Linked DNA regions of Mus musculus: regions 2, 3, 4, 5, 6 and 7 are each linked to region 1. A link is a loop called in an ENCODE intact Hi-C map of the cell type or tissue named here. Cell type or tissue: heart. All regions are shown on one strand. Each heading gives the region's core, and the rest is flanking DNA. Links, peaks and the distances in the headings are about the cores only. Region 1 has its middle 13 kb from the start of Gm23706. Region 2 has its middle 2.9 kb from the start of Gm25805. Region 3 holds the start of Tmem186 (transmembrane protein 186). Region 4 has its middle 12 kb from the start of Gm30310. Region 5 overlaps Pmm2 (phosphomannomutase 2). Region 6 overlaps Tmem114 (transmembrane protein 114). Region 7 has its middle 3.5 kb from the start of Gm5767.

Evidence for each region. A loop is a pair of places that touch in the nucleus more often than their neighbours do. Peaks named below come from ENCODE experiments on the same cell type or tissue, not always from the same donor. Only the 100,000 strongest peaks of a DNase experiment are listed, where the experiment ranks them.
Region 2: it touches region 1 in a loop (2.9-fold over the local background); 11 of 42 quality-filtered maps call a loop at or near these places.
Region 3: a loop joins it to region 1, with 2.8 times the contacts of the local background. A loop is called at or near these places in 17 of 42 quality-filtered maps.
Region 4: a loop joins it to region 1, with 5 times the contacts of the local background. A loop is called at or near these places in 19 of 42 quality-filtered maps.
Region 5: it touches region 1 in a loop (6-fold over the local background); 17 of 42 quality-filtered maps call a loop at or near these places.
Region 6: a loop joins it to region 1, with 3 times the contacts of the local background. A loop is called at or near these places in 35 of 42 quality-filtered maps.
Region 7: it touches region 1 in a loop (7-fold over the local background); 40 of 42 quality-filtered maps call a loop at or near these places.

What each region holds. Positions count from the first base shown.
Region 1 is chr16:8,491,898-8,496,362 of GRCm38, forward strand. No RefSeq gene overlaps it. Among named protein-coding and RNA genes, the nearest start is that of Gm23706, 13 kb to the left of the region's middle. In heart, for the core only: a CTCF peak has its summit at 2,554 (motif pointing right); a DNase peak (open chromatin) is centred at 2,557; H3K27ac peaks cover 570 bases.
Region 2 is chr16:8,766,991-8,771,455 of GRCm38, forward strand. No RefSeq gene overlaps it. Among named protein-coding and RNA genes, the nearest start is that of Gm25805, 2.9 kb to the left of the region's middle. In heart, for the core only: CTCF peaks have their summits at 2,279 (motif pointing left) and 2,484 (motif pointing left); a DNase peak (open chromatin) is centred at 2,281; H3K27ac peaks cover 778 bases.
Region 3 is chr16:8,635,247-8,639,711 of GRCm38, forward strand. It overlaps Tmem186 (transmembrane protein 186), which reads right to left and starts at 2,465. Exons shown (of 2, transcript NM_025708.5): 1 at 2,240-2,465; 2 at 1-1,146. The coding sequence starts at 2,242. The coding sequence ends at 499. It overlaps Pmm2 (phosphomannomutase 2), which reads left to right and starts at 2,461. Exons shown (of 9, transcript NM_016881.3): 1 at 2,461-2,582. The coding sequence starts at 2,529. In heart, for the core only: a CTCF peak has its summit at 2,583; a DNase peak (open chromatin) is centred at 2,445; H3K4me3 peaks cover 2,987 bases; H3K27ac peaks cover 2,913 bases.
Region 4 is chr16:8,867,802-8,872,266 of GRCm38, forward strand. No RefSeq gene overlaps it. Among named protein-coding and RNA genes, the nearest start is that of Gm30310, 12 kb to the right of the region's middle. In heart, for the core only: a CTCF peak has its summit at 2,118 (motif pointing left); a DNase peak (open chromatin) is centred at 2,130.
Region 5 is chr16:8,641,684-8,646,148 of GRCm38, forward strand. Pmm2 (phosphomannomutase 2) reads left to right here. Exons shown (of 9, transcript NM_016881.3): 2 at 1,055-1,166; 3 at 3,686-3,762. Among named protein-coding and RNA genes, the nearest start is that of Tmem186, 6.2 kb to the left of the region's middle. In heart, for the core only: a CTCF peak has its summit at 2,345 (motif pointing right); no DNase peak of the experiment used is centred there.
Region 6 is chr16:8,409,692-8,414,156 of GRCm38, forward strand. It overlaps Tmem114 (transmembrane protein 114), which reads right to left. Exons shown (of 4, transcript NM_029070.2): 3 at 2,410-2,547; 4 at 1-70. Among named protein-coding and RNA genes, the nearest start is that of Gm24579, 9.1 kb to the left of the region's middle. In heart, for the core only: a CTCF peak has its summit at 2,725 (motif pointing right); no DNase peak of the experiment used is centred there; H3K27me3 peaks cover 1,961 bases.
Region 7 is chr16:8,675,075-8,679,539 of GRCm38, forward strand. No RefSeq gene overlaps it. Among named protein-coding and RNA genes, the nearest start is that of Gm5767, 3.5 kb to the right of the region's middle. In heart, for the core only: a CTCF peak has its summit at 1,955 (motif pointing left); a DNase peak (open chromatin) is centred at 1,884.

The DNA of each region.
Region 1 (4,465 bases), core at 207-4,206:
TCCTGACGCAGCCCAGAATTCATCTTGGCTGTAATCCGCAGCGCTATCAGAGCTTCCTGTCCCAGTTCAGACTCTGTTTTACAGCCTCCAGAGAGCCTCTGCCAGAAGCGATGAGATTTCAGAATCTTCAGACCATTGAGATACATGCTAGGTAATTAACCCAGGTCATTGGACTCAATTCTTCTCTTGACACAGTCTAACATTTACTGAGAAATTTATGGCCCAAGGAGATGATGAGTCTGCTCACCCATAGCCTGAACAGAAAAGGTTGTTCAAATCAACAAAGCATGGTGCTGCCCCCTCCCCCCAGCTTCTCAGATGAGAATCAGCAGGGGTCCCGATGCTACCATTTCTAACCTGGTTCCTAGACAGGGCCTCACTCGGCAATTAACTCTGCCCATGAAGTGGTCCGTGACGCTGGTCCAGAGCACGTGGGCAACACCAAGGCTGCAGTGTGTCATTGCTGGTGCAGAAAGCCTTGAGTTTAGCCTCCAGCACTGCATGAAACTGAGCACCTGCCTTTAATCCCAGCACTGGGAAAGGGGGAGGGGAGACAATCAACTCTGACTACAGAGTAAGCCTGAGGCTAGCCCCAGCTACATGAGAACCTGTCTCGACAACAATGAAGGCTCGGTACTGTATAAGCGTGAGGACCTGAGTTTGGTCCCCAGGCATGGTGGCACTCGCTTGTGAGTTTGGTCCCCAGGCATGGTGGCACTCGCTTGTGAGTTTGGTCCCCAGGCATGGTGGCACTCGCTTGTGAGTTTGGTCCCCAGGCATGGTGGCACTCGCTTGTGAGTTTGGTCCCCAGGCATGGTGGCACTCGCTTGTGAGTTTGGTCCCCAGGCATGGTGGCACTCGCTTGTAAGCCCAAGTCTGAGGAAGCAGAGGCACAAGGATCTTTGGGGCTCTTGGGCCAGACACCCTAGCCTGCTTGTTGAGTTTCAGGCCAATGAGAGACCGTTTCAAAAAAACAAGGTTGGAAAGATGGTTCAGAGGCCCAAGATCACTGACGGCTCTTACAGGGGACCTGGGTTGCATTCCCAACATTTCACAACCTTCCATAACTCAAGCACTTGTAGTATAAAAATTAAATATTAAATATTAAAATAAACAAGCTATGGACCAGTGAGATGACTTAACAGGTAAAGATGCCTGAGTTTGCTGAGTTTAATCCCCAAGGAACCACAAGGTAGAAGGAGAGACCCAACTCCTGGAGGATGTCCTCTTGACTTCCACATATATGCCATGCATGGCACATTTGTGCCCACATACATAAATAGATACATGGGGAGGGAGGATGGGGGAGAGAGAATAAACTGGTAAAATTTAAAGAAGAAAACCATGCTAGGTGCTGTCCTGTGGAACAAACTCAAGGTTGACCTCTGGCCTCAATATGAACACATATCCCCAAAAACGTGTGTGTGTATCATGATGTGCACATCTGTACCTACCATCCCAGCATCTGAGAGATGAAAACAGGAAGACTAGAAGACCAAGGCCAGCCTCTGCCACAGAGCAAGTTCAAGGTCAGCCTACAATAGACCCTATCTTAGTGATAATACCAACTCAGGAACTCAGGTCCTAGTCCTAGATCTACTGCATACCACCCAGGTGGCCTCTGGCAGTGCCCAGGCCTCTTAGCATCAAATTCCTTTGTATAAAAGTAAGACTCCTTTCTCCATGGCACCATGAGGGTCTTTCTTCATTGGGTGATTTAAGGTTCACCTTGGGGCTATTGACATGTTGTTTTGCTACACTGTTAGGATGTTGGGAATTAGGTGGTACTAAGTGCTTTCTGTTGACGTATTTTCAACTTAACAGCAGGTCTGAGGAGACTTCACAGTTAACTGAAGAGCAGCTACCCATGCATCATGTCAGGGAGCGCAAAGAGGTGAGGTGCAAGGTGACCTTAGACCAAGACCTTGACAAGAATGTTTTTATACATTGTTGATTAGAATGTGTGAGTTTTACAACACCATAAAAACTAAAGCCACAAGCTGTTTTTCTGCACTGGGTGATAGTTCCCATGGAAACTCTGTAGGACATTTGCTGGGTTTATGTCTCATACTGCTTGTGCCTCAGCATTTTGCCCCAACCCCTTTACCTATAAAAATCCCTGAGTTCTCATGTTCTTTGGTGAACGTTTTGCTGTCTCGTCCTTCATGGATAAGGGAGACTTTGAGGTGTGTTATCTCTCATTTTTAAAGACAAAGCCTCGTGTAGCTTAAGCTGGCCTCAAACTCATTAGATAGCTGAAGATGACCTTAAAGTTATAATCCCTCTGCCTCCACCTCCCGAGTGCCAGGATCATACCCACCAGCACATCTAGTTTGTGTGGTGCTAGGGATGGAAGTGAGGGCTTCTTGGGTTCTAAGCGGGCCTTCAAGCAACAGAACTGTAGTCCTAGCCCTCATCTTTGTTCTTGATCCCACCTCTGAGATCACCAGGGAAAGACTCCTAGAGATGAGATTCCTCCTCTGAGGTCCAAGGCTGGAGAACATCCAGTATCCTCGCCTGTATCCCCGCCTGTAACACCTCTCACCACAAGGTGGCATCCTAACTTCATGAATCACCAGTGGGGTGCCTGTGTAAGGCATCTGGAGGTTTTGACCTTGACAACCACTCCAAAGTGAGTCCCCAAGGACTCTTGAGATTCCTTCAGGGACATGATCACACCATACAGTTGTTGGACAATAGCTCTATGTATCTTAGCACTCAAATCACACCCTCAAGACTTAAGCATTTACCGACTGTTGGTCTCAATTATCTGAGTATTATAACTCTTTACCTATTTTATTTCTGGCAGTATTGGGAATGGCACCCAGGGCTTTATACAGACTAAACAACACACTACCTCTAAGCTACATCCCCAGATTCTATATCCATTTAAGATACTCATAAGCCAAGGCCCATAGGCTTTCATGGGCTAACCAAGGTCATGGGGCTCAGAAATAGCAAGTACGCAGTTTAAACCTTAGTCTATCATCTTGAAAGCAAAAGTCCAGTGTTTTCTTCATTCTGGCTGCAGGGAAGGAAGCAGGAAGTCAGGGGCCAAGTGGAGATCTGGCTATTCCAGTCCTAGGATGAGTAGAAGGGCTAGTCCTGCCAAGAATAAGGTGTGGTCCCAGCCTTTTTCTTACTTTTTTGGAATTCAGGAAACAACTAAGTTTGAAAGGTGGGAGCCTTTGTGTGGTGGTTCCCACTCTGGTGGATCATCCGCCACACAGTCCATGGTCCACAAGGGCAGTGGAAGCAGAGACAACAGGGGGAAGAGGATTTGGAAGTTCTGTGAGTGTGTACAGGAATGACCACACCGGGGCCAGCTATCAGGAGCCAGATCAACTTTACTTAGGATGATTCAAAGCTTATAAAGTTTTGGGGGACTGAAGGTAGGAACATCCAGGATAGGCAAAAGTCATTGGGTGGGCCTTTGAGTACCAAAATGCCTCATTAGCATGGGGAAGCATTTTGGGAATCTCAAGTGCTGGCTGGGCAGGTTCTTATCAGGAGAACAGAAATTGATCCTGTGATCTAATTGAGGCTATGTAACATTCCTCAGGTAGAGGTGTATGTGGGGGCTTAGAATTTCCCAGACATGGTCAGAGAAGGAGAAGGCCCACTAATGAAGGGAGTCCCCTGTTATGCTCCGAGACCCAAAAGGCCATCCGATCAATGGTAGACTTCAACCTTAATTAGCAGAGTTTCCCCACACCTCTGGTTAGAGCTGCAGTGTCTCAAACCAAGTCCCACAAGCAGATGGTAGAATCTCCAGCTTCAGAGGTAACCTGGAAAAGGCTCTGCAGTTGGTGGCCTGATGCTAGGGCAAAAGACAGAGCAAGCGCTCTCCCATGTCCTTTTCCTCTGGGGTTTCCTGAGAAGTGAAGCTCGGTAACTAGAGCCTAGCTCCTGGCATCCAAACTCAAGCCCACCCTGCCTTCTCTCAGTGCCCTGGCCTTGTCAAGGTTGCATTTGGTAATGCGACCACAGTATCTAGCATGTGAGCTGCAGCAGAAGGACTTAAGACATGGTAGCTTACACCACCACCACCACCATCCTTATCACCACCACGACCATCACTACTGTTGAAAGACTCCGAGAGGAGCCCCTCGCTCAGGCCTCAGGACAATAGCAGACACCCAAGAACTCACGATAGACCGAGCTTGTTGCAAACCACATGAGGCTTTATTCGGGGAAAGCCAGAGCTCTGGGGACAACTTATATCCCACACAGGGGTAGAGGAGTCGACCTCGAGGGGAAAGAGGTCCCAGTTTTTATAGGCCCTCAGTGGGGAAAGGAGAAGGGGGAGAGTAGGGGATTTCCAGATCGAAACAATGTCTATTCTCGAGAAATGGGTATGGGAGGGGTACAAGGAGAGTCTAATGAAGGTGCAGCAATGGGCACACACCTGGTCAGAACATTGGCAGACACACAGGTTCAAGGAGTGGCCAGAGCATTGTGCACC
Region 2 (4,465 bases), core at 145-4,144, 280 kb after region 1:
CCAGGACAGCCAGGGCTATACAGAGAAACCCTGTCTCGAAAAACAAAAAGCAAAAAAACCAAAAAACGTAATCCCATGGTTTAGAATTGGGGCTGAGAGCCCTGGGGCGGGGGTTACACGTGGTCGTGAGCTTCCTGGAGTGGCTCCTGGGAACTGAACTTAGGTCCTTCCTTAAGAGGAACAGCAAGTGCTGTTAACTGCTGCACCATTTCTCCAGCCCCTTCCTTCTTGCTTCTCTGGGTCAGGTTTTGATTTGACAGGATCTTGCTTAGTTGACTAGGCTGGCCTGAAACTACTGTGAAACCCAGGCCGGCCTCCAGGCAACCTCCTGACCCAGCCTCCAGAGTACCAGGATAGCTGCTAACATTCATTCTTTCATAGTTACTGTTATCCCTTATTAACAAGAGGAGAAACCAAGGCACAGAAGATGTAAGTGACCAGTTTCAGGTCACTCAGCCAATGAGGCTATAGTTGTAAATGCCGCTATTCTATATGCAAACTGGAGCTCAGTGAATATCTATTACTTTGCATAGTCAGCCATCTCCTGTTGGCATCTGAGACTCCTCAGGGTGTGGTAGCACACACCCCACCCGTAACACAGTAGGAGAGGCAGGAGGATCCAGAGTTCCAAGCCTGGGCTACGGAACTGCGCCTTACGTCCAAAAACAATGCAAACAGACATTTGACTCTAGGCCTTGGACCTTGGAGCATAGCAAGGAAGAAGAGGAGGAAGAAGAGAGGAAGAGGAGGAAGGAGAAGCCGCTGTCATTGTTTTTCTACGTCGTTCATTTTTTGGTTTCCTTTTTCTGGTTTGCTTTTCCACTGCACTGCCACCCACTTCCTTATGCTAAGACTTTAAAATGAATTACATTCTGGGCACACTCACCTCCCTTCATCCCGCTGCTGCCTGAAGCTCAGGAAACCCAGCTGGAAGCAAACAGGCTTATCTTTAATATTTTAAACTTATATTTTATTTACTTATTTATACAACTGTGGAGTCTGAGGGCAATTTGTGGGAGCCAGCTCTCTCCCTGCACCGTGGGCCCTGGGGACTGGACACATGCTGTCATGCATGAGGGCAGGGGTCTTTGCTGTGGAGCCCACTTGCCAGCCCATCACAGACTCGTCTTCCATTTGTTTCTTCACATATTTGTTCCTTTGCGTCAGGCAGGGTCTCTTGTAGCCTAGGCTGGCCTCACACTCACTGTGTTCCTTAGGGTGACATTGAATTTCTGGTCCTTCTGCCTCTGCCTCCTATATCTGCAGACCAAAGATTATAGGCAGGGACCACACAACTGCCTACTGATTGTGTGCGTGGGCTCAAGCACACGTTGTAGTGTGCAAATGGACCAGTTCAGAGGGCAGTCTGAGGGAGTAGAGCTAAGGGCAACAGGGCAGGAGGAGCTGTCTTTTTTCTGCTGCCAAGTCCCCCCCCACCCCTTATGAGGCAGGGTCTCATTGGATCCAGTTGACCTTGAGCTCCACCTTCCAGGTACTGGGATTACAGGTATGTACCCCAATGTACAGTTCCTGTGGTGTTGAGGAGAGAGCCCAGGGTTTCCTGTGTGCTATGCAAGTGCCCTACCCATTGAGCTGCATGCCCATGTCCAAGATGAAATATGTTGAAGCCTGGGAGCGGAGTGACTAGAGTGCAGGTAGATGGAGCTGGATCCTAGCCCAGGTCTGTAGTCCCTTGGTATTTACGGGGCAACCTCTAAACAGGCTCCCCACAGGCTTCTCTGGGAGGCCCTGTCTGTTCCAGCTACAGCCAGGCTGCCACTGAGCCTCATCCAGTTGCTGAGCACTCACAGCACGCCTGTTCCTCTTCCTCCTTTCAGCCTGTGGCTCACTGGACAAGCAGGATTGTTTACAGTAAATGGAAACCCAACTTGTTCAGGAAGCTCGGCCTGATACATTACAATGTTATTCTAGCCTGTAATGTACCTACCTGTGGGCTTTCAGATACAGCCAGGCTGTCTGGAAAAGGACCCTGAGGTTTCAAGCTGCCTTTTGGGGTCAAGGCTAGGGACTGCAGAACCCTGGGTGCTTTTCTGGTCCCCCTGAACTTCCACGTGTGCATGCACCCAGACAACTGCCTGTCTTAAAGGTCATGAAGCGCTGGGACGTAGGGAAAATTACCTGCAGACCTGGTTTCCCTAGGGTTCAATAAGGCAGGGCCTTCTCTGCTCTATTTCTGAAAGCTCAGTACTCTGTCTGGCACCTGCCCCCGGGGTTGGCCCGAAGCTCAGCCTCAGCTCACAGTCCCTGTGCCCTCTAGTGGTCACTTGGAGGAAGGACTAGCTCAGGGAGATGAGGTATGATGGTCTCTTACACTTGGACATTACCGGGTAAAAATAGAAAGCTGAGGGCTAGCGAGATGGCTCAGTGGTTAAGAGTGCCGACTGCTCTTCCGAAGGTCCCGAGTTCAAATCCCAGCAACCACATGGTGGCTCACAACCATCCGTAATGAAATCTGATGCCCTCTTCTGGAGTATCTGAGGACAGCTACAGTGTACTTACATATAATAAATAAATCTTGGAGAAAAAAAAAAAATAGAAAGCTGAGGAATGGGGAAAGCTCCGGTCAGGCACCTCATTCCAAAGAATGATGCACATTTAGTCTCAGCTACCTGAGAAACTGAAGCAAGGGGATCACCGCTGTACACTCCCTCCCCACACAATTAAAAAAAGAAAGGGGAGCCAGGTGTAGTGGCTCATGCCTTTAGTCTTAGTGCTCTGGAGGATCTCTGTGAGTTCTACGGTGAGTTCAAGGATAGTCAGAGCTACATACTGAGACCCTGTCTGGGGAGCAGGGTAGGGAAGAGTAAAAGAAAAACGGGGTTCTGAAGAGATGGGTTAAGAGCATTTGCTACAGTTCAGTTCTGGCTCAGAGCCCTCTACAACTCCAGTTCCAAGGGATCCAACATGCTCTGGTCTTCAAAGTGAGTTCCAAGACAGCCAGGGCTATACAGAGAAACCCTGTCTCGAAAAACCAAAAACAAACAAACAAAAACCGAAAAAGCACGTGTACAGGCAAACAGGCAGTCACAGAGAAGAAAGTAAACCCATCTTTCTTAGGCATTTATGTGTTCATTTTTACATAAGTATGTGTCTACATGAGTTTATGTACAGCACATGTGTGAAAGTCCCAAAGAAGACTCTAATTCTAATTCTTTAGAATTGGGGATGCAAGCCACCTGCTGTGGGTGCTGGAAACCAAATCCAGGTCCTCTGGGAAAGAAGCAGGCGTTCCTACTGAGCCATCTCTCTAGTCTCAAATAACAGAGAGAAGAGAGAGAGAGAGAGAGAGAGAGAGAGAGAGAGAGGGGAGGGGAGGGGAGGGGAGGGGGAGGCCACGATAGGCAGTCTATTTTGGTTGAATGAGGCTTGCTCCGGCAACCCAGTAGAAAACTCTACAAGAGACGGAAAAGCGAGCCACGTTCCCAGAGTCAGGTGCCTGACACCACAGAGTCCCCAACTCCATGATTCTGTGTCTATAAGTCAGGCAAAGTCCCAAGCTCCTGGCATTCTGGCTAGACTCCACCCCCAGTTACCTGGCAACAGCAAGATAGCCTAGCCCACTATAAAAGGAGCTGCTTGGCCCCTCCTCACTCTTTAAGCTCTCACCATCCTTACTCTCATCTCTAGCCCTCCTCTCTCTCCCTCCCCCCCACCCCCCTCCACGCGGCCATGGACAGCCTCCCTCTTTCTACCTTCTTTCTCCCTACCTTCCTACAACAAAGCTCGGAGACTGTCTCTGCTCATCAAGGCCCACTATGCTTCAACAATGGGATAGGCTTTCCCATAACCAGCCGCATCTAACCTCCCGTTAGAAGGCCTTCCTGCGCTCCAGCCACTGACCAGACCAAGGTCTCTTACCCACGTGGGAACCACCCAGCGCCTCCCTCTCCCCCGGCCCTCTCCTTCCTTCAGCACCAGGTCCGATGGCTGAGAACCTGGTGCCTAGGACTACCCCTTGTCCACCACCCGCCGAGCTGGGGCCAGTGGCTTCACACCCAGACACCCACGCGGGGCTGTGGGGAAAGCGCGGGGAAAGACAGTCCTTCCGAGTCCGCCCGCCCAGAGCATCAGAACTCTGATGGGACAGGGGTTTTCTCCCACTCCCTCTCCCCCCCACCCCGCACTCCCTGCCCCACAATTGTGTTCATTGGGGGCATGCTGCACCTGCTTGAAGGTAGGATGCCTTTGTTGACTCCAGCCACATCCCTTTATAACATCTTTGCGTCTCTGCTGTGAGCTGGAAAGTGACGACAGTCCAGCAGAGGGGGCTCCTGGGAAATGTATCAGAAGCCAAAGCCAGGATCCTTTTTGGTCTGGCGAGAACTAAGCTCACAGAGGTGCTTGTTAAATATGCTTCTACTCACATCTCTGACTGCTCTGGGGCTCAAAATGCAGCCACCAAGGGCAGATGGGACTGTACTTTTTTTGGATGGGAACCAGTACT
Region 3 (4,465 bases), core at 164-4,163, 140 kb after region 1:
GGGTTTTCCATCTCACAATGCAATTCAAGGTTCAGAAACTTGTCAAGGAGCTAAGGCTCAGCAGAACCCAAGTCCCCAGACCCCACATCCTGTGCTCCTCTGCCAACCCTCCTGCCTCCCAGCTTTACAGCAGCGGTCTGCCTTAGTGACCTTGGCATAGCACTCCTCCAACAACTGCCTCTTCACAGAAACTTCTCGCCACTATATGATGGGATGTCCTATGTTCCACTAAGGGCTTTTTCCTAAAGCTTCCTTTTTGGGCCAAAACAACCTTGAACTTTTTCTCCACCTGCCTGTGTCACCAGTTCTGAGTACAGGCAGGCATAGCCATGCCTTGTTCTATGCAGTGCTAGGGTCTGAACCCAGGGCTTCACATCCTGCACACTAAACAAGCATTCTACAAAGTGAGCACCAGCCCAGTCCCTGGTATTAGCTTTGTCTCATCCATGTCCTAGGCCTTCTGTCTAAAATCCAAGTGTAACGAGGGCTATGAGAGGCCTACTTGCTGTTCTTCAGTGTGGCCAGAGTTCCGAACACTTGTGCGAACCGTTCCCTGTCCAGGATTCGGCCATAGCGTAAGGTGAGGTAGAAGGTCTGCTTGCCACTGTACTGCTGGATGCGTACAAACACATCCTGAACCCGTTCCTGGGATTCTGACAGGGGTATCATGTCTGACACGGCACAGTACGTGTCCTGCCGCCAGCCCCAGAAGGTCAGGTGGGCCACTCGGAGCAGGGTGCCCGACTCGTTCACATACAGGATGCCCACCAGTCTCCGGAAGAAGTGGCTCATCCAACAGAGCATGGCCAGGGCAAAGCTGGCGACCCCACCCAGAAGGCACAGTGAACTGAGGGTCATGAGGCCTTGTGAGTAGCAATAGAAGCCCGGGGGCAGGGCCACCACAGTCACAGCTGTCTGGGCCAACTTCAGCCGCGAGAGGAACCCAATTGCTCGGATGGCTCGGAACCGGTAGATTGTATGGAATGTTTCGGTCTCGGTGCCTGGTGACTTCTCCCGTGAGTGGGGAGACCTGCTCCCCACCCACCTTTTGGAATCCCCCTGCCCAGAGCAGCACCATAGTCCCTGTAGAGGCCTCCTCCATGCAGTGGGCCCCTGCAACCTTGGCACGACTCGAAGGAGGAAAGCCTGGAAGAGAGAGGTTCATTTCAGAAGTCACCCATGCTAATCACACAATGAACAAGACAAAGCATCTCCCAGAAGGGCTTCAACCGCTCCTGGAAAGTCACCATGACTTCCAGAGGAAAGTGATAAAGCCAGACACTTAATTTTTTTTTTTTTTTGGTGGAATTCTATTCTAAATAGGTACCTTCTCCCATTTTTACAACTAAACAAACAAAACCCTAGTCGCAGTTAGTGAGATAGCCCATCTAGTACAGGTGCTTGGTACCAAACCGGGTAACTTGAATTTGATCCCTCAGGCCAACACGGTGAAGGAAGAGAAATTACTCACGCAGTACGTCCTGGAGCCCCGTATGCCAAAGCACAAGCATATGCACACAAACTAAACACACAAGATTAAAACAAAACAACAAAAACATTTTTAAGAACCTAAGCCCTCCCCCACCCCACCTCACAGCCCCAAGTACAGGGAAACACGGGCAGTCTGGAGCTCGGACGGGCCCTTCCTCCTAGGCAGGTCTAAATGAACATAGAAAACCTGTCGTTTCAGCTATTCACTAGAGACCGGGCAACAGCGGACTTGAAGGACCGCCCTTCCTTAAGGGGTAAATCAATCGGTGTCAGAACCCCACACAACAAAGCCGTGGGGTACTTATCACAGGACCTCTGCAGTTCTCCGAGTGCCTTGCGCGGCCAGAGAACCTCTTTGTATCATTAACCTGTCTGGGAAGGAAGCAGAGACGTGAGGCACGGAGGCCCTCAACACACTGCCTGTGGTTCTCTGGAGTGAGCAGATTCTGGGCTTTGGAGTCAAGAGGACACTAGCTGTGCATCCTTCTTCACCCTTCCAAAGAAAACCTCAGAATACGCTGAGGGAGACACGGCTCTTAAGCTCTGAACCGGGTGTGTACGTACGAAGTGGCAGCGACGCAGACCGTCCACGTGACCCAAGGGCCCGGGACAAAGCAGGAAAACAGCCCAAGCTAATAGACTCTGGCCTTCCACTGGCCGGTTTCCCGAATGGTCAGCCCAGGCGTCCTGCCTGCCAGTCCTAGACCCGACCGGGGACGGGGAGCGCGTTCCCTCCTGACATTCCTACCATGAGCCCGCCGCCTGCTACAGGACGCACGCTGTACTTGTCACCGGAAAGTTGAAGGGCGCATGCGCGGGCGGTTAAAAACCCGCATGCGCTAATTCAAAAAAAAAAAAAAAAATTACTATGGCTTGGGAACTGTAGTTCAAATTTTGTAACCGCCACCGGTGTTCTGTGAACCATTAGGGAATCTTCCCATGGTGCCTTGGAACTCCAGGGCTCGGAGCGGACCCGGAAGTTCCGGGTAGAGTTCCGGGTAGAGTTCCTGGTGCGGTCGAGGTTTCTGACTGGAGAAATGGCCACTCTCTGTCTCTTCGACATGGATGGGACCCTGACTGCCCCGCGGCAGGTAGGCGGCGCCCGGGAGGCTCGCGGTGGTGGAGCAGAGCCCTTGCTGCCCTAGACCGCGGTAACGACTGTCCGGGAACCAGGAGACGCGAGTCCTGAGCGGGGTCCTGAGTGGGGTGCGCAGGGAGGGGGCCCCCAAAAAACCTTCCGAGTAGGAAACGTGTTCAGAGTCTGAAAGTTCGGGCCTGAGTTTCTTCTCGGGCCCTCGGGGCTGGTGACCTGGCTTGAACTCCAGCCTCGGCCCTCTGACCTGCTGTTTCGCCTCCCCAGCCCTGTCACCTTTGGCTGTCTCTTCTAATATACCAAAGGCAGGTTCTCAGTCGTCTGACCTTCAGCAAATCTTTCTCGGAGCCCTTGAAGCCACTTTAACTGGGGCATTGCCTGTTGCTTGGGATGTTTTGGTGAGGATCACTGAAATTCATGACAGTTCCTCGCCAGATCAGGCCTCAAAAGTGAGCCCCTGCAGCAATGGGGACCCAGGTAGTAATAGGCTGTTTGCTGAAAGGATCAAGGATCCAATGGGACTTTGTTCCGCTAACAGATTTTGCTGTTAGGGCCAAAGATAAGTTTGTGTGGTTTCGTTGTGGTGATGACATTCTTTCTGCCTCCTATACACAAATTCGTGGTTGAGCAGAAATCACTCAAACTTGACACTGGGCTTAAATAGCTTGGGTGTCTCTGCCCCACTCCTTTTAGATTTCGTGGACTGTTCCAGAAGCCCATGTTAAGTGTGTGTAACCTTAGATATGTGAGTCTTATCTTTTTAATTTTTTTATTCCTTTGCAATTACATGTGTACAGTGTATCTGATCATATTCACCCCCAACCTTCCTGTGCTCCCTCTGGGGAACACCTACTCACACATCCCTCTTCCATTTTCATGTCCTTTTTAAAATTCTTATTTTAATACCTCACTAAGTCCAGTTAGTGCTACACACTAACACACCCCAAGTGATGGGCAACATATCACCCATGCTGGAATGTTAACTGACTTGATCTTGTGCAGGGAACCACAGTTGCTGAATTCATGCAGGCAACAGCCATATAATGTCCAGAAGACAGCATTTCATTCGCCACGCTCCTCCCCGTCCTCTGGCTCTTACATTCTTTCTGTCCCCTGAGCCTGGACAGGGTTGATAAAGGGCACTTATTCTTAGCACTTTGTCCAGGTATGCGTCTGCATTGACCACTGCCACTACAAAGAGAAACTTTTCTTACCAGGCTTGAGAGTGGCATTAATCTATGGATATAAACATAAATATTTAGAAGGCAATTTGACAAGATTTCCATTTAACAAAAAGAACACTAGTAGGTTTCCCCATAGTGCCTGTGAGCTCCTGAGTCATAGCTTTTGACCAAGTACTTTACCAGGCTGTGGAATAGATCTTTGTGTTTTGTTTTTTTCGAGACAGGGTTTCTCTGTATAGTCCTGGCTGTCCTGGAACTCACTCTGTAGACCAGGCTGGCCTCGAACTCAGAAATCCGCCTGTCTCTGCCTCCCGAGTGCTGGGATTAAAGGCGTGTGCCACCACTGCCCTGCTGGTTTTTTGTTTTTTCAAGGCAGGGATTCTTGGTGTAGCTTTGCCTGTCCTTGAATTATCTCTGTAGACCATGCTGGCCTCGAACTCATGGAGATCCCCCTGCCTCTGCCTCTGCCTTCTGAGTGCTGAGAATAAAGGCATTTACTGTCCAGCTGCTACCATTCTACCATAAGGAAACTGAAGTAAAACTATTAAGACGTGGCACCTCCGTTTCTTACGGCAGCTGTGCTTCAAGGACCTAAGCTCCAGGGCACTGTTGACGGTCTTGTTTGTCATTTCCTTTTCCTGTGCAAGGGTGGAGACCACTCCAGGTACTAGATAAGCTACTGGGAAAGTGCTTCCGT
Region 4 (4,465 bases), core at 269-4,268, 380 kb after region 1:
AGGTCACATAGGCAGCAAGCCACCACAGGAACCTTATGAGCAGTTTCTCTCAATGGCTGCACACCATGTAAGGCGTAAGGCAGGCCAATACATGTGAATCTTTAGCAAAGAATAGCGAGGCAGAGCAAACCAAACAAAAGCCCAGTGCTCATCTCCCACTGTCTGTGGCGTTTATACTCCCTCATCACAGGTCCTTTCATGTGTTGCTATATCCAAACATCCTTTTACCTGTGGCTGCTTCAGGAAAACAGTCTTTCATGTGTTTGCTTTAGCAGGATGCCCCAGCAAAACATTTGACATAACTTCCCAAAGAACTAGAAGTTTCCATGTCAATACTGAGAGGACCTGGAAGCTTGAGGCAGTCTGGATATATGCAAGAGAGAAAAAAAAAGTCCCTATTTCAAACAAGTTAGAAGGTGAGGGCTGACATCAGAGCTGCTCTCTGATCCCTACCCTCCACTCATGAATGGGCACACTCATACACATCAAGATAGAAGCCTCATGTAGAATGTTAAAACAACATTATGCAGATCAGAAGTATGAAACGTGCATGACTCAATGTTCAGATTCCGTCTCTGGAGATAAACTGCAGGATTTGAATCCTGACTCCAGCATTTAATGAGTTGTGTGACCTTGAACCAACCTAGTTAACTTCCTGCCTCAGCTTTCTTGACTGTAAGTTGTAATTATGGTTTCTATTTTAAGTTATATTTAGGCTTACATAAATTTAACAACCTCAGGACTCAGAATAGTACTCACAGGGCTGGGAATATTGCTCATTTGGTAGCAGTATGGAACATTGCATAGAACCTGCCGCAGTGTCAAATACATGTGATCCCTACCTAGGAAGTAGAGGAGTTCAAGGTTGGTGTGTGTTGCTTTCTGTGTGTAAGTGTGCTTATGTCTGTGTACTGTGTGTGCCTGATGTTTGGCGAGGAGAGGAAAGAGCATCAGATCCCTGGAACTGGAGCTACAGACGGTTGTGAGCTGCCATGTGGGTGCTGGGAATTGAACTTGGGTCCTCTGAAAGAACATCTGGTACTCTTAACTGCTGAGCCACCTCTCCAGCCCCAGTATGTACATATTTATAAACACAGAGGAAATAGACAATATTTTTCTAAAACATGGCATGAATGTAAAGTTCCATTCATAATATGAGCTCAGGGAAATGGAGTTATGACAAGGACCAGTTTGGGGCTACAGAAATGGTCTAGTGAGCAAACCATGGGCCTCAGAACTCATGTGAAAGCCCAATGGGTACGGCAGCACCACCCTCCCCCCAACTCCTGTGCACACGTGTGCACACATGCACACACAATGAAAGAATGAGAAATCTACTTTCCTGGTCCACAGACACTGATTCTTGTCCATCAGTGAAAAAGTGGTGTTGCACAGTGAAGCCAGGGTGTGAATGGGGTTTAGAACTAGAAATATAAGCAGACAACTTCTGTTTCTGCTCTATCTTGTTGGGAACTAGAAATTTAAAAGCAGAGCCCCTGGAAATGAGAGGTGTGACAGGTTGCTGTGAATTCGAGGCCAGAGAAGCTCCCTGTATCGTGAGACTGTTTTCAATCGAGCAGTCAACAAATATGCCTGGTGGTGTGGTTCATGCCAGCCTGAGGGTGGCTCTTGCTTCCCTAGTGGTACCCTGTCTCAACAAACCCAAACGAAAACAAGTGGACCTTAGCCTTTGATCCTGTCATCTAATTTCTGCCCTGACATTCCAAAGAAATAATGATGGAAGCTGGTCTTTATGCAGTGGTATCAGGTGTGTATCACCTGATGTAGAAGTGGAAAGAAAGAGCCCAAATACGTTCAACAAAGGTCTAATTAAACACATCAGTTCATTTATGCTATGGAAGAACATCCCATGAGGCATGGAAGTGTTCCAAGTAGTGACAGTGAGCAGGGTTTCAATAAATGCTCCATAGTATCTTACTGATGATTCAAACCCTCTTCCTCTCTTCATGGGGCTCATTAGTAGGTGCTGACTGGTTCCCTGATAGTGCCTTTGGGTCTCTGAACAGCCCCAGGTTCTTTTGTGTCCGCCCACCCCCTTTTCTGGGTTCCCTGTTTATCAGATTGCTCCTGTTTCTGGCTGGACACTGCCATCTAGAGGCCACTGGGCCTCAGAGCCTCTGATCCTTGTACTTCACCAGATCACTGGTCTCCAGCCTCAGGGGATCCCTGCTGTTACAGGCATGACCTCTTGGAGGATCACCTGTTTCCTAGAAGCCTCTGAGTAGGTTAGCACTAGAAAGACCCTTTGTGGTACAGTGTCTGAAGATTTTAGGGCAGGGTGTTGCTTCGACCTCTGTAGAGTTTATGGGTTAGTGAAGGCAGAGGTTGGTGGAACAAAGTCTTGTAGGGGGCTTGGGTCTGCAGAGGGGTACAACCGACGTAGGACTGAATTGAAGTTTGGAGCCTTTTATAGCTGCCCTTGAGAAGTGGAGGCAGGAAGATCAGGAAATCCAGGCAATCCTTGGCTATGTATAGAATTTGAGGCTAGCCCGGTCTCCTTGAGACTGCCTAAAAAAATTAGTGAGCGAAGTTACTTAAATCTAGGGTTAACTTAGAGAATCCTAAGCTAATTCACCTTGATGGTTTACCTTGTGTATTAGTCAGGGTTCTCTAGAGTCCCAGAACTTATGGATAGTCTCAATATAGTAAAGGACTTTATTGGTGACTTACAACTTGCAGTCCAATTCGCAACAATGGTTCAGCAGCAGCTGTGAATGGAAGGATCTAGCAGTTGCTCGGTCCCACACAGCAAGCAGGCGAAAGAGCAGGAGCAAGACTCCCTTCTTCCAATGTCAGTATATGGTCTCCAGTAGAAGGTGTAGGCCAGATTAAAGGTGTGTGCTACCACACCTTTAATCCCAGATGACCTTGAACTCGGAGATCTCCCTGTCTTCTGGAATCCATAGCCACTACGCCTCAAGATCTCCATACCAAGATCCAGATCAGAAACTTCTATCTCCCAGCCTCCAGATGAGGGTCACTGGTGAGCCTTCCAATTCTGGATTGTAGTTCATTCCAAATATAGTTGACAACCAGGAACAGCCACTACACCTTGACTGTCAACTTGATGTATCTCAGAATCACCATATAAGCAGATTTCTGGATATGCATGTGAGGGGTTACCTAGATTAGGTAAATTGAGGTGGGAAGAACCACCCTAAATATGAGTGGTGCCATTCCATCAGTTCTAGTCCCAGATCAACTAAAAAGGAGAATGTGAGCTGAGCACCCGCATCATCTCTCTGTGTCCTGACTGTGGACATGTGACCAGATGCACCACCTCCTGCTGCCATGACTTCCTCTCGATGACAAAACTGTAAACCAAAATAAGCCCTCTCTCCCCTTCCTTCTTTGTGTTATCTTGTCAGGTGTTTTATCACAATAAAGTGTAACAAATAGGAGCGGACTAAGTGTGACACTCCCTGTAGACACTTTTTACGCCCACAGTGCATTAGTACGGCAGCCACCATAAGGTGCAGCCATTCTTCTTTTTTTTGGGGGGGGGGAATCCCTCTTCTTTTCTTATTCCATCCTCCACACCCCACACAGTACTCTGCATGAGAGGAACCGGCTGGTACTGATGAATGCAGGGAATGCTAGGGTCTGCCTGGGCAGGGACTGTGGGAGACAGTACTTAAGAGCGTCCAGAGCAGGTAGCCTTCCATCCCAAGTGCTTCTCTGATCTCCAGGATCAGGCCTGATCACCACTTGTGTCTCCTCCTCTATCCACCTGGTGCACTCTTGTCCTTGTTATACCGGGCAGAGTGTAGAAGAGAGACTTATCCCCATGGCCTGGTGCAGATGTGGCTGTGGTTGTGATAGGGGCACTTTCACAGTCTCTGTTATAGAGACACTCTTGTATTCCATATTACGAAAAGGGATCCGCATCTGCGCACACAAGTTATCAACAGCTTAGAGACCTTCCTCTGTCCATAGCTGGGTTGTTCTGAGTTAACCACTCCCAGCCCAGATACCCCTGGGGGAGTATAAAGATGGTACCAGCCAGAAGCAACTAGACTCAGTGTTTCCAGAAATGCCTGAGCCTAAAAACCCACAGAAAGAGGGAAGACTCTCGGGGCAACAACGGAAGCAACACAGGTCATGAGGATAGGCTCAGCAATGTGTCTGACCCCTAATCACAGAGGTAGGGCAGAGCTCTGCAGTGATTGCCTTTGTCTCCTTTCTGCCCCTGTCACCTGCCAGCTGGAGATAAGATGGAAGACTGATCTTTTAGGATGTTAACCTACTGTCTTCTCAGATTGCTGGCTCTTTGGATGACAGTTAAAGATCACTCACGCTCACTGGCTTCTATAATGGTAGGCTGAACTACTCCAATTACCTCTGGGTTCCTGTGTCTGGGTGTCTGCAGAGGGCAGCAGTGCTACAGCCATGGCCATGGTGAGTCAGGGAGGGAGACTCAAATGCTCTGAGCTGGCCTCATGTC
Region 5 (4,465 bases), core at 231-4,230, 150 kb after region 1:
GGAGGCAGGAACTGATACAGAAGCCCTAGACGGTTGCTGCTTACTAGCGTGCTCCACGCTTTGCCTGCTTTCTTATAGAACCTACAACCACCAACCCAGGGACGGCCCCACCCACAAAGAACTGGGCCCTCTCCCGTCAATCACTAATTAAGAAAATGCTCTACAGGCTGGCCCACAGCCCGATCTTATGCATGCATTTTCTCAGTTGAGATTTCTTCCTCTCAGATGACTGGCTGTGGTTTGTGCCTAGTTGACATAAATCTAGCCAGCACAGACCCCTAGTTGTTTGTTTGTCTGTTAAAAGACATTTTTAGGAAATCCAAGTAGCCTTGAATTCCTGATCTTCCTGCTCCCATTTCCCAAACACTGGTATTGCAGGCTTGTGACACCTTTAAAAAACAAACGATTATGGGGCTGGAGAGATGGTGCTGTGGTTAAAAGCACTGGCTGCTCTTCCAGAGGACCCAGCATCCACAAAGTAGCTACAACCATATGTAACTCTGGTTCCAGATGATCTGGTGCCCACTTCTGCCCTCAGGCAACTGCATGCATGTGGTATACAGACATATATTCAAAGAAAACCAACAAAAAAGAATAAGCTAAATCTATGTATAAAAAGGTCACCACAACACAGAATAAAAAAAGCAAGTCATAACCCAGGACAGAATAGCTCCATAACCATACATTATCTGCTCCTGTGGGGACAGAGGGATAACAGACTGACAGGTACCTGGAACAAAGGAGCGTGGTACTGCTACCCCCAAGATGGGGGTGTTCTTTAGCCAGGAGTTCAAGGTTAGCCCAGGCAGTATAACACAACCCAAACTCAAAAGAAAACGAACACACAAGAAAGTGGGGAAAGGGGAAAAAAAAACAAAAAAGGTTAATAGCCCCAAATAATAACTAAATATTTAAATTTTTCTACAGGCCTAGTAATACCGCTGGGCTTGTGTGAGGCAAATTAGCTTGCTGATTCAGGGTAGGCTGGATTAGTTTGCAGTTTTCATTTGATTATGTGACTCAAAATCTTCCTGTTTTCCTTCCTGATATGTAGAAAATTACAGAAGAAATGGATGGCTTTCTACAAAAATTGAGGCAGAAGACCAAAATTGGAGTGGTAGGTGGGTCAGATTTTGAGAAACTGCAAGAGCAACTGGGAAATGATGGTAAGTGCTGACTGTACTCCGGCCCACGACTAATGCTGAGGATACTGAGACCTGCCACCATCACCCATGGAGCACACTTTCTGCCTTCTCTGGGAAAACATTTTCTTTGCCCTTATTTGGCCTTTGCTTTAGTCATATAAAAGTAAGTTCTGTGATCTCTGACAGACCCTTCCCTCAGGTGTACAGATAGACTCTCCCTGCCGTGTGTGCATGCCTGTGTCTGTGCTTGCGGAACCTTGTCACTTCTCTGTCACTTCAGCCCAGGCCCCACCTCCTGGCTGTCACCCCCCCCACACACACACTCAGATAAGGAGATACCTCTGGTCTCAGTACATTGTCCCTGTTGCTCTGACCCGGTGTATTCCAGGGTTCCCTAGTCATGAGAGGCACTAGATTCCCCTAGCACCAGTCTTCACACACAGGACTGGCAAGCTAGAGAACCTTTGAGATAGGGTGTAATTCTGTAGCCCAGGCTGGGCTCAAACTCATCTCCTGTCTCCACTTCCCGGGTGCTGGAGTGACAGGCATTAGCTGGAGAGTCTTCTGGCCTCTTTCTTGGAGATGGTGAAACAGTGGGTCTCTAGGACCTGGATATCATGTTTTCGCAAGTGTCCCCTCCCAAAATTCTGGTGCCTGACCTGCTGGTAGAGAGAGCACTGTCTTAAAGACTAAACTTAAGTCTATGTTGCAGACTGTTATTTATCTCTGTTTTCCCAGGGTCTCTGGGGTAGCTAGTCTGTGAGAAGCAGTGAGCAGAGAGATTGACAAACAGAGTTCTTCACTACCTGTTGTAGTGTGGAATGTCTGTGAACCAGGCACCTGGGCAGCTGAGACAAGGGAGTCTGGAGTTTTGAGATCAGACGGGAATACAGAGTGAAACCCTGTCTTCAGAAAGCTAAAAAGCCAAGGCTGGAGAGATGGCTTAGCAGTTAACAGCACTTGCTGCTCCTATGGAGGACCCACATGGCAGCTCACAACTATCTGTAATTCCAGTCCCATAAGGTGCACACACATACATGCAGATAAACCACTCATACACATAGAATACATTTTTTTTTTCCTTTAAAAACTGACATGAGGTTAAAACAGACAGAAACCTCACTGTTGTCCCAGAGTCAGGTTAGTACTAAGGACATATTAGACAGGATAGTTCACTGTAGCAGGCTTCAGGCCATCTCTTGCCTCTCCACTAGGTGCCAGTAGAGTGCACACACACACATACTCAGCCAGTGTAACAGCCCAGGCTGTCTCCAGACATTGCCAGGTGTGTCCTGGGGATCACATTGCCATGGTTGGGACTCAGCATGTCTTATCTGAAAGTGCAAGTCTGTGGGTCAGATCACTGGAAGTCGTCTCTGCATCTGCAGGACACATGCCACTTCATCTTCCTCGGAGGTACTCACTTTAGAAACACTCACAGCAACATTAAGAGGCATATTCAGCCCAAGAAATCCTGTCACAGAGGTGTTTGCCATCCCTGGCTCCAGTGCTGTAGTTAAGAACATGCTCTGAGAGGTTTTCTGTCACTGTAGCAGAACTGTGCTTCAGGGAGGATAACAAGAGTTAACATTCACCTGGAAGCCAGTTGAGAGCTCACCTGGCATCATCCATCAGGGCTAGTGGACACGCCTGTAACCTTAGCACTCTGGGGACTTGCTGTGGGCCTGAGGACGCGCTAGACTGTGTAATGAGATCCAGGCCAGCATGGGCTTCATGAGGGCCTGTCTCAAAAACAAACAAGCAGGCACCGGAGCACGTGCCTTTAGTCCAGCACTGGGGAAGCAGTAGCAGGCAGATCTTTTGTGGGTTATATGCTAGTCTTCCAGTCGAAATGAGTGTAAGAATCATCTTTTAAAACAGTATTTAAATTTTTATTTTTTTATAAAAAAAATATTTTGGGGTCTGGGAGATTGCTCAGTGGGTAAAAGCAATTAACAGCACAAGTTCAGTACTCAGAACCCGCACAGGAGAGAACTGACCCCGCCTCCATGAACACCATGATGTGTACATGTGTTCACAAAATAATATGTGGATGTATTTGGGTTTTGTTTGTTTCTCTGTGTACCCCAGGCTGACCTCGAACTCAGAGATTCAACTGCTTTTGCCTCTTGAGTGCTGGGATTAAAGGCACGCCCCACCATGGCCTAGCCAAAAATAATAAATATTTAAAAAACAAAAACAAAAAACAAATGGAGCCTAGCAGTTCTGCTCTGGCAAGCCTGAGAGCAGAGTGTGGTTGTGTCCTTTCCACTTTGTTCCTGGTGCTAATTCATGGCAGTTGGAAGCAGGCATGGGCCAGCATCTTACCTTACAGGCTGGAGGCAGGGTCCACCCGCAGCTCATTTGTCATCCCTCAGGCTTACAGCCAAAGCTGCTGTGGCAGTCCCCAGCCTCTGGACGAGAAGGGCTGCCAAGGTCTTAGGTGCTTAGCCAGGTCCTTGGTGGTGGGTGTTGAGGAAGGAAGAGAAAGGCAGGTTTCTATTCAACGCACCCTCAGCTTTATCTTGTTTTGGTTGTAGTGGTTGAGAAATACGATTATGTGTTTCCAGAGAATGGCTTGGTAGCGTACAAAGATGGGAAGCTATTGTGTAAGCAGGTAAGTTTTTACAAATGCAGCCCATTCTGGATGACTGCTACTGCGCCATAAGTAAGCCAGCCCTCCTGGGACAGCCAGGCATCTTAGGTACCTGGGCTAGAAAGTGAGTTCAAGACCAACCTGGGCAGCTTAATGAGAGTCCCGTTTATAAAGAATAAAGTAAACAGACCAGAGAAGAGCACACTGTGTGAGATAAGGATGGATTGCCTCTGGGCAGGAGGGAGGGAATCTTCACAGTGTGTTCTTTGTTAAATTTGAATTTTGCCTGTGCAGCTGTGGCTTGTTCCAGATAGTGACTGCATCTTTATAATGGCCTTTTAAAGCTGCTGGAGTCCAGCGTGCCTATTACAATAGCCAAAGCTAGAGCAGGCCACTCACCCAGGCAGGGGCTGTGAAAGAGAAGCTGTACTTAGCACTAAGAGCCGCCGCACTGAGCTCTCTGGCCCTTCCGAGGAGCTGTGAAAGAGGCCCAGGTTCCGAGGAGCTGTGAAAGAGGTCCAGGTTCCTGAGTGCTGAAGCTGAGACGGCCTCTGACGGAGGCACAGTGTTTTACCTAATGTTTCTCACCAGCAGAAAAGAGAACGAGGGGAAAGGACATCCGGGTGTGTCATTGTCCCTGCTAGGTCAGCCGGTGCCTTCTGCAGTGTTAGCAGGATAGCTGCATGTGCCATGAGCCGTTTGAAAGTACTTCCTGTTGTATCAA
Region 6 (4,465 bases), core at 252-4,251, 82 kb before region 1:
CATACTGCCTCTCGGAAGGCAACTGCTGAGTACGCAATGTAGATGCTGATTCCAGTGAGGGTCACCATGGCTGCAGGGAAAGACAGGGACAGTCATTCAGGACCTCTTGGTCTGCTCCTCCTCCTCCTCCACCCAGTTCCCTCCTGAACCCCCACCCCTTCTCTCCTCCACCCCCTCAGCTTCCTTCCTCACTCTTCTTTCAACTCCTCTTCCTCTCACCTCCTCCGTCCTTCCTGCCTCCATCCTTCTCCATTGTGCCTGAGAAGTCCTGGAAAGAAGCTATGTCTGCCAAGGCGGGTTGATTAAGACTTCGATGATGTAGATTTGTCCGTCCCCGCCAAAGGGCTTATCGGGCTGTCAGCAAGCCAGCCCTAGAGCAGCCTTCTCCGCATCTTACTTAAACTCACCTATCCAAATGTACCCACCGATGGACCACTTATGGCTTTCTTTATTCGTTGCCATAAAACGTTCCATGAATTTCTACTTCATTGGAACATGATATTTGTGGAGACGGAAGACCTGAATCTCTGTTCCCAGACCATGGTCACTAATAGTCAGCTCCAGGAAAAAAGAAAAAGAAAAAAAAAAAAACTTCTATTCTTTTAACATAAGAGCTGGATTTTCTTCACATACACCTCTTTCTCTTCTCTTTCTCCTCCCTCATCTCCCTCCCCCTACCTTCCTCTCCCTCCTCTGTCTCTCTCCTCTTCCCCTCTCCCTCATTATGCAGGTCTGTCCTCCCAGCCAAACTGCTGCCAACATCAGGAGTTCTGCTGGCCTGGAGGGGGCAGAGAGGGTCTTAGCACCCTCACCTGAGGATCTAGCCACCACCATTAGAAGCATTTCTACCCTAATTTTTTGTGGGCTTGTGGGAAGGGTTGGAGGAGATCCGGAGGGGAGAAAAGGGGTAGGCTTCATCTACACAGCCACAGGGAGTCATCACACATGCTGGGTGGGTGCAGACCTCCTGGGGTGGCTGCTTTAAGGTCATCTATGCTCTGCCTCACCCACTGCTCTGCCTGTAAGCCTCATAAACTCACAGGTTCCCCTGGTGAACTTCCGTTGAATCAGTGAATCATTGGGACCCAAGAAGGGGGAAAGATGTGGTTTACAACTTTTCTAGGGAGAAGTTTTAGCAACACCCTCCTGTTTCCTCCCCCTTCCTTCCTCTCATTCTATACACAATACACACACACACACACATACACACACACACAATCATGCCTGGATTGTTCCATGGTTTGGGGGGATCTTAACCTGGGTTCTCTTGCTTACATACCAAATGTTCTTACATGCTGAGCCATTTCCCAGGCCTCTGTCTTTCTTTCCCTTGTAATTCAGGGAGCCAGAGGGCACCCATCTGGGCTGTGGGTCCCACTTTCCCAAGGCCTGTAGCCAGTCATGTAAACAGAACTGCCTCGGCCGGTGTCTGCTGACCTGGCTTTGGTTTGGACGTGGTTGATTAAGTTTGTTTGGTTAGGTTTGGTTTAAGGATGGGTTTGGGTTTTTGGAGGGTGTGGTTTGGATTTGGGTTTGAGAGGTATGGCTTGACTTGGTATTGTTTTCTGTTTGTAAAAGTTACACTGTACGGTATTATCTGGACTTCAGCTTGAGATCAACACTCAGCCTGATGGGTGTGTACTGCCATGCCCTGAAGTGTGTCACTTTCTCGCAGTAAACCTTGCACATTTTCAGAGTATGATGCACATGGCGGTAAAGTGTGTGCATGGAGTAGCTTAAGACACTGTTAAATACATGGGTCAACTCACACAACTTCTTTTTATAGTGAAACACATAAAATCTACCCTCTTGGCCACATTCAAGTGCAAGGCGTATGGATACACGGTCTATGGGTACTGACTGTAATCACAAGAATGGACAATAGATCCCTGAACTTATGCCTGCTAAATGAAGCTGAGTGCCACACAGCTGGCGTGTCCCCAGACCCATCCGCTGCTTCTACTTGTGGCTCTGTTCTGTCTCACCATGAGCTCTGCTTACTGAGAACCCAGTGAAGCCATGCATGTGCACTGTGTCCTTCTGTGCCTGGTCAGTCTGATTTCCCACATCAGAAGGGAGCAAAGACAGCGGGTGTCAGCCCACAGCTCTAAACCGGAAGCCAAGGCCATCCTTGGGAGACCAAGACAGAGAGGTGGCAGACGACACAGCTTTGCAGCGAGATGCTGGGGATGACTCCTAAGGCTGTGCCCTACCCCGTCCTTCTTCCTTCCTGGAACCAGAGATCTGGGGAGCTTAAGGCTGAAAACCACTGCCTTTCCCAGCTACTGTACTGTCACAATGGGGGGAAGCCCTTAGAGAAGCTGAGACCTGCCCCTAAAGAGGTTTACAGCACGGCGTTCACCATCAGTACAACTGTAGAGCCTAGGCCCCGGGCAGGTGTACACCTACCTCCAAAGAGAAAGAGGATCCCGGTGAGCAGCAGAAGGAGGTGAGCTCGGAGGAGGAAGCTCAAGAACCCGGTCATCCCCCCAAACACCATCACGATCAGACTGAGTGGCAATAAGATCACGAATGTCCCGTGCATAGCTAAGGAGAAGAGGGTAACAGGCACAGGGGGTTACTAATATCTAGCATCCAATCATTTACATATGTTTACCACGTACCCACAAAAGTAGGTCTACACAACTACTTCTAGTGGTAGTTAAGAACCGTGGAGACTCCTGAATGCATGGTCTGAACTGTGAGCATCTTTGCACTTACTCTCTGCAACCCCTAGAGGGCAGTGTTGTATTATTTACTTATTCTCTCAGTGCCGATTCAAGAGCCGGCTATTCTAATGAGTATGCAAAGGACCAAGTAAGTCTAAGAGATAAACACCACCAAGTCTGGGGGAAAATCTAGTTCCCTTCTAGCTGAGGACAGTGACAAGTGGTGAGCAGAGGCGGTGGAGAAAGAACAGCTTATAAAATCCCTACACCTGGGGCTGGAGAGATGGCTCAGTGGTTTAGAGTACGAGCTGCTCTTGCAGGGACCTGGGTTTCATTCCCAGGTGTGAGAAATTAACTAATTTTTTAAAACATACAAGGTCAGGTGTGGTGGCACACTCCTTTAATCCCACCACTCGGGAGGTAGAGGCATGCCGATCTCTGTGAGTTCAAGACCAGCCTGGTCTACAAAATGAGTTCCAGGACAGCCAGGGCTGTTAAACAGAAAAACTGTGTCTTGAAAAACAAAAACAAAACCCTATACTCATGTTCTGCCTCTGCCTGGTCCTGTCCCAAATTACAGACACATCATAAATTCAAGGCACATGACTCATTTTATCCTGGGAGGGGGGGCATGGATCTAATCTCATCCCACACCCCAAACCCTTGGTGATCTTAACAATAAAACATTAATGCAATACAGGGGTTAGTGAGATGGCTCCATTGGCAAAACCACTGGCCATGTTTGCCTGAAGACAGGAGGAGAAAGCTAAGGCTACAAAGCTGTCCTCAGGTCTCTCTGTGGGCTGTGCTACACCTGTTCACACACCACACACGATAATGAACAAGATTTTAAACCTGTCATACAGGCAGTCTCTGACTGTGATCTGGGGGTCTATCTGTAAAAATAGTAGAATGGGTGGAAATTGCCCTTTCAATTTTGACCTTTTCTGCGGGTGCTAGAGATTTGAACTTGGATTCTCACCCTTGAGCCACAAGCTCTTTACTCTCTAGACCATCTCCTCGGCCCTTCCCCCCAGGGCATATTAAATTCAGCAGATGACTAGATGCTGTCTGCTAGGAGCCCAGCTCCACAGTCCAGAGACAAAGATGAATAGCTCACGGACAGTACACCCTGTGGATGAGCTGATAGACTGCACACAGGGATTAGCATCAAGACCACGGTGCTACACAATCCTCAAAAGCCATTAAACAAATCAACAGCCTCAACCACCAGGCGCACTGGCACTCGTGTGTCCCTCAGTGTCTCAGGATCGGCCGAGCACCGGCTGCTCACATTCCCATCCCCAGGGCTCCAGTGTCTGTTCTAACATAACAAGCTGGGGGTAGCTTTGCAACCTCAGTTTTCTCATCTGTCAAATGGAGAGCCAACAAATAGCCCATCCTCTGAGCCTGTGAGTTGGGGACTCGGTACATGAAAGGAAAACACCAATCATGGTGGGGCTGGAGAGATAGGTCTGTCCATTAAGCACCTGTTGTACAAACATCGGGACCTGAGTTTGAAAGCTTAAAGAAAGTGGGGTGCAACAGCAGCATCTGTAACTCCAGTACTGGCAATGTGGAAAAGTGCATCGTCTTTTGTTTGTTTTGATTCTCAAGACAGGGTTTCTCTGTGTAGCCCGGGCTGTCCTGGAACTCACTCTGCAGACCAGGCTGGCCTCGAACTCAGACATTTCACTGCCTCTGCCTCCTGAACACTGAGATTAAAGGCTCAGTATGAAAGCTCAGAGGGTGGTTCTGGGGATGTGGCTCCGTACACTGCTTGCCTACCATTCAGG
Region 7 (4,465 bases), core at 133-4,132, 180 kb after region 1:
GGTGCGGGGGGCAGAGAGAGGGAGATTGGTGGTGGGTGCTTGTACCACGCATGCTCTGGAGGGTAGAGAACAACTCCCACCTTTACGTGGGCTCCAGGTCACCAGGCTTACATGGAAGCCTCCGCCCACTCTGAGCCTCTATTTGAGACGGGGTCTCATATAGCCCAGGCTGGCCTTGATCAGTTCAGTAGCTGATGATGACCTCAAAGTTGTGATTCTCTTGATCCAGCCTCCCATATATCAGGATCACAGGCATATGGCACCATGCCTGAGTCTCTCTGATTATTTTATTTTATTTTATTTTTTTAAAGATTTATTTATTATATGTAAGTACATTGTAGCTGTCTTCAGACACTCCAGAAGAGGGAGTCAGCTCTCGTTACGGATGGTTGTGAGCCACCATGTGGTTGCTGGGATTTGAACTCTGGACCTTCAGAAGAGCAGTCGGGTGCTCTTACCCACTGAGCCATCTCACCAGCCCTCTCTGATTATTTTAAAGGTACCGCATCTCTTGAAGAGTTTGGTGACCAGGGTGAGAAGGGTCCAGTCCAGCTGAGTGAAGGCAGGAACATGGAGCAGGGGACGGGTGGCAGGTGGGGAATCTGGTCTCCTGAGGCTCTTCATATGCAAGAGGAACAGTGTGGTCAGCGCCTGCATTGGGAGGGTGTCTGCACTGTGGACACGCCCGTGTGTAGGCAGACGCTGGCACACACCCAGTCTGGTTCCCCACAGATGATGATGGCGGTTTGCTTTTTATTACATTTTTATTTTGTGTGTTAGGTGAGTGAGCATATGTGGCCAGGGATTGAATTCAAGTTATTGGGCTTGGCCGCAAGCACCTTTACCTGCTAAACCATCTGGCCAACCCCTACTGCTTTTTCAACCACATTTGATACACTTCTCAGTGTGGTCCTAGGATGAACCGTGGCTACCAGGGTCTGAGTCTTATTATGACCAGGATGCTACACTCTCCTTGTGCACACAGTGGTGATTTAGTGCACCTCTCCCATCAGTCCACATATCAGGAGTTGAACTTGGGTTCCTAGGATTCACCAAAGCGTGACTTCCTTGAGCCATTGAGGACAAAGCCCCCCACCCCCAACACACACACACACACACACACACACACGCAGGACATGAATCACCTTTTCTCTGTTGGAGCCACTTCCTCCCAGGTGGTCACCTACCTGTGCTTAGCCCTTTGCAAGGCAACATGTCATCTAAGAACAGAGTCCTAGTCCAAACACATATCCCTCTCTGTACTCCAGTACAGTGGCATCTTAAGGCTTTTTTGGTTTGTTTTTCAAGCTCCCCATATGTAGCCCTGGCAGGTCTGGAACTTGCTGATAACTACCAGGCTGACAAACTCATGGAGATGGAGATCGCTTGCCTCTGCCTCCTGAGTGCTGGGATTAAAGACATGCATGTACCACGATGCCCCATCTCATTTTAGAGCCTTTCCACCCTGTCCCCTCTGCTGGAACTCTGTCCTCCAGATCTCCCCAGGTACCTCCCCTCTAGTTATTATAGCTCAGTGTTCTTTCCTCTGAAGAGACCCAGTGCTTGCTCTGGACTATACATATTTTCCCCATGCTGAGCCATCTCATTGGTGCTCCCCAGGGGAGTCCTCCCTGACCTTCTGTAGCCCCTCCTATACCCAGCCCACACAGTGTGCCCTGTGCGATGGTTATAGCACTTTCCGGAGTCCTTCTTTCTCATTCCCCAGCGCGCACTGGGTCCTCCTGGGAGAAAGAATGAGCAGGCTGAAAGATGGGGTTAAGCAGCCTTAGCAGGCTGAGATCTAGCTCGTGACTTTGGGCTGGCTTCTTGACCCCTCTTATGAATCCTTACCTCTCCCAGCCTTGTCTGAGGGTTACTGGGTGAGAGTGGGACTTACCATCAAGGCAAATGAAGTCCTAGGCCGATTTATGGCATGCTGGTCTCCCCCTGGTGGTTGAGGGTTAGAATTGTCAGGGCACACCCTCCCTTCATTCATAATTCCATAGTTCATTCATACTTCCCAGTTCATACCCATCTCATGAAACCCAAGCCTGTGTCAGAGGGAATGAGATCCTCAAAATCCTTGCACTGGATCTAGCTCAGTCTGTAAGTGCTTGTGTAGCATTCACGAAGCCCTGGGTTAAATCCCCAGCACTACACACAGCCAGGTGCTAGCCTGCCTGTAATCTCTGTCTGAGGCCAGCCTGAGACCTGTGTGACCCCGTGTCAAGAACAGGATCCTTAGAGCAGGCAGCCCCTATTTCTATCCCAAGAAGCGACATTCCAGTGGACATAAGAACCCTAGGCCTCAGACCATGGCATCCAGAGGACTCCAGGCAGGGTAAAAAACTGTAATTCAGCACTCGGAGGCTGAGACAGAAAGATCAGCACAAATCAAGGGGAGCCTGGGCCCCACAAGACTCTGTCTAAAACAAAACAAATGAATGAAAACGGTGATCTAAAACTGGCATCCGGATAGCAGTGGTGGCGAACGCCTTTAATCCCAGCACTCAGGAGGCAGAGGCAGGCAGACATCTGAGTTCAAGGCCTGGTCTACAGAGGGAGTTCCAGGACACCCATGGCTACACAGAGAAACCCTGTCTTAAAAAAAAACAAAACAAAACAAAACAAACAAAACAAAAAGCGAGCTGGCGAAATGGCTCAGCAGGTAAGAGCACTGACTGCTCTACTGAAGGTCCTGAGTTCAAATGCCAGCAACCACATGGTGGCTCACAACCACCATAATGAGATCTGACGCCCTCTTCTGGTGCTACTGAAGTCAGCTACAGTGTACTTACATATAATAATAAGTAAATCTTTGGGCCAGAGGGAACAGGGCCGACTGGAGGGAACAGGGTTGATCAGGGTTGATTAGAGCAAGCAGAGGTCCTAAAAATTTCAATTCCCAACAACTACATAAAGGCTCACAACCATCTGTACAGCTACAGTGTACTCATATACATAAAATAAAATAAATTAATATTTTTAAAAAAACCAAAAGCAAAGCAAAACAAAACCAACACAGATGACATCCTACTAGTTTTATTTACTGGGAAATTATCTTGATTACCTTGACTGGGGTGGAAAGTCCAGCCCACAGTGGGTGGCGACCGTGCCCTGTGTGCCCTGGCAGGATCCCAAGCTGTGAGCTGCAGACACAAAGGGCTGAGCGTCACAGTGGGTGTCAGTTTTCCTTGCTGTAGACTTAAGCTGTCCAGCCCTTTCAAGCCACCCTGACTTCTCTGCCGTGGTGGACTGTCCCTTGAACTTGAAGCTGAAGCAAACCCTGCCCTTCAAGTTTCTCGTGTTAGGGTATTTATCACAGCAAGAAACATGAAACTGAGAACACTGGATGTGCACAAGACCCTGGGTTCCAGCCTCGCAACCACATAGAAACAGTTGTGGTGGTGTAGACCCATAATCCCAGCACTTAGGAATCAGAGGCAGGGGGACAAGAGCTCATCACTTTCAGCTGTGTAACAAGTTTGAGCCTGTCTAGCAACACCATGAACTTCAAATGCCCATTCACTTTGTACGTTAACCTTAAACCTAATTTACAATATTCAGATGTGCAGAGATACTGAAATGATTGTGCAGTGAGCAGTTCACTGCTCTTCCACCTTAATCCCACCCTCATCAGCACGGTCACACAGCTGTTTCCAGGGGCCTGAGATGGATTACTTTCATGACTGCCACCACCCAAGTTTTTGGATGCTTAAGTTCCTTATAGCAAAAGACGGCCGGGCATTGGCCAACTGCCCATGCTAGAGATGTGGCTCAGTGGGTAGAGCGCTTATCTTGAATGCACAAAGCCCTGGGCAGATCCCCAGCACTGAGAATACTGGGTGTGGTGCCACTCTTAGAGAAGCCCACTGGGAGAAGGGCTTCTGCACTTAGAATCTAGGGCAGGAAGACTGTGAGTGCCTGGCCAGCCTAGGTTACAGAGCAAGTTCCAGCCCTATCTCACAAATATATAAAACCCCCACCAAGGTTGCAATTATACCCATCCTTCAGATGCATGGTAAGGAACAGAGTTAAGGAGAGGTAAGCTCTCCCTGGGTTCCTGGAGCTAAACCAGCAGGGGAGGCTGACTGGACTCCGAGAAGGCACACACAGGTTTGTGAGTATGTAGGTGTAGACCATGTGACTAGATTTTATTATTTTTTTAGACAGTGTCTCCTATAGCATAAGCTGGCCTTGAACCCACTATGTAGTTGAAGATGACCTTGAACTCCTGACCCTCCCACCTCCACCTCTCTGATGCTGGTTTATAGGTACATGTCACCACATTTAGCTTATGTCCTGCTGAAGATCGAACCCCAGGCTTTGTGCTTGGCAATTACTCTACAAACTAAGCCTGTTTGTTGTTTTGAGACAGAACTTTGTATGCAGTTCAAGCTGACTTGGAACCCACTATTAAGACCCAACTCAGCTTGGCTTTGAACTCATATTTACAGTGATCCTC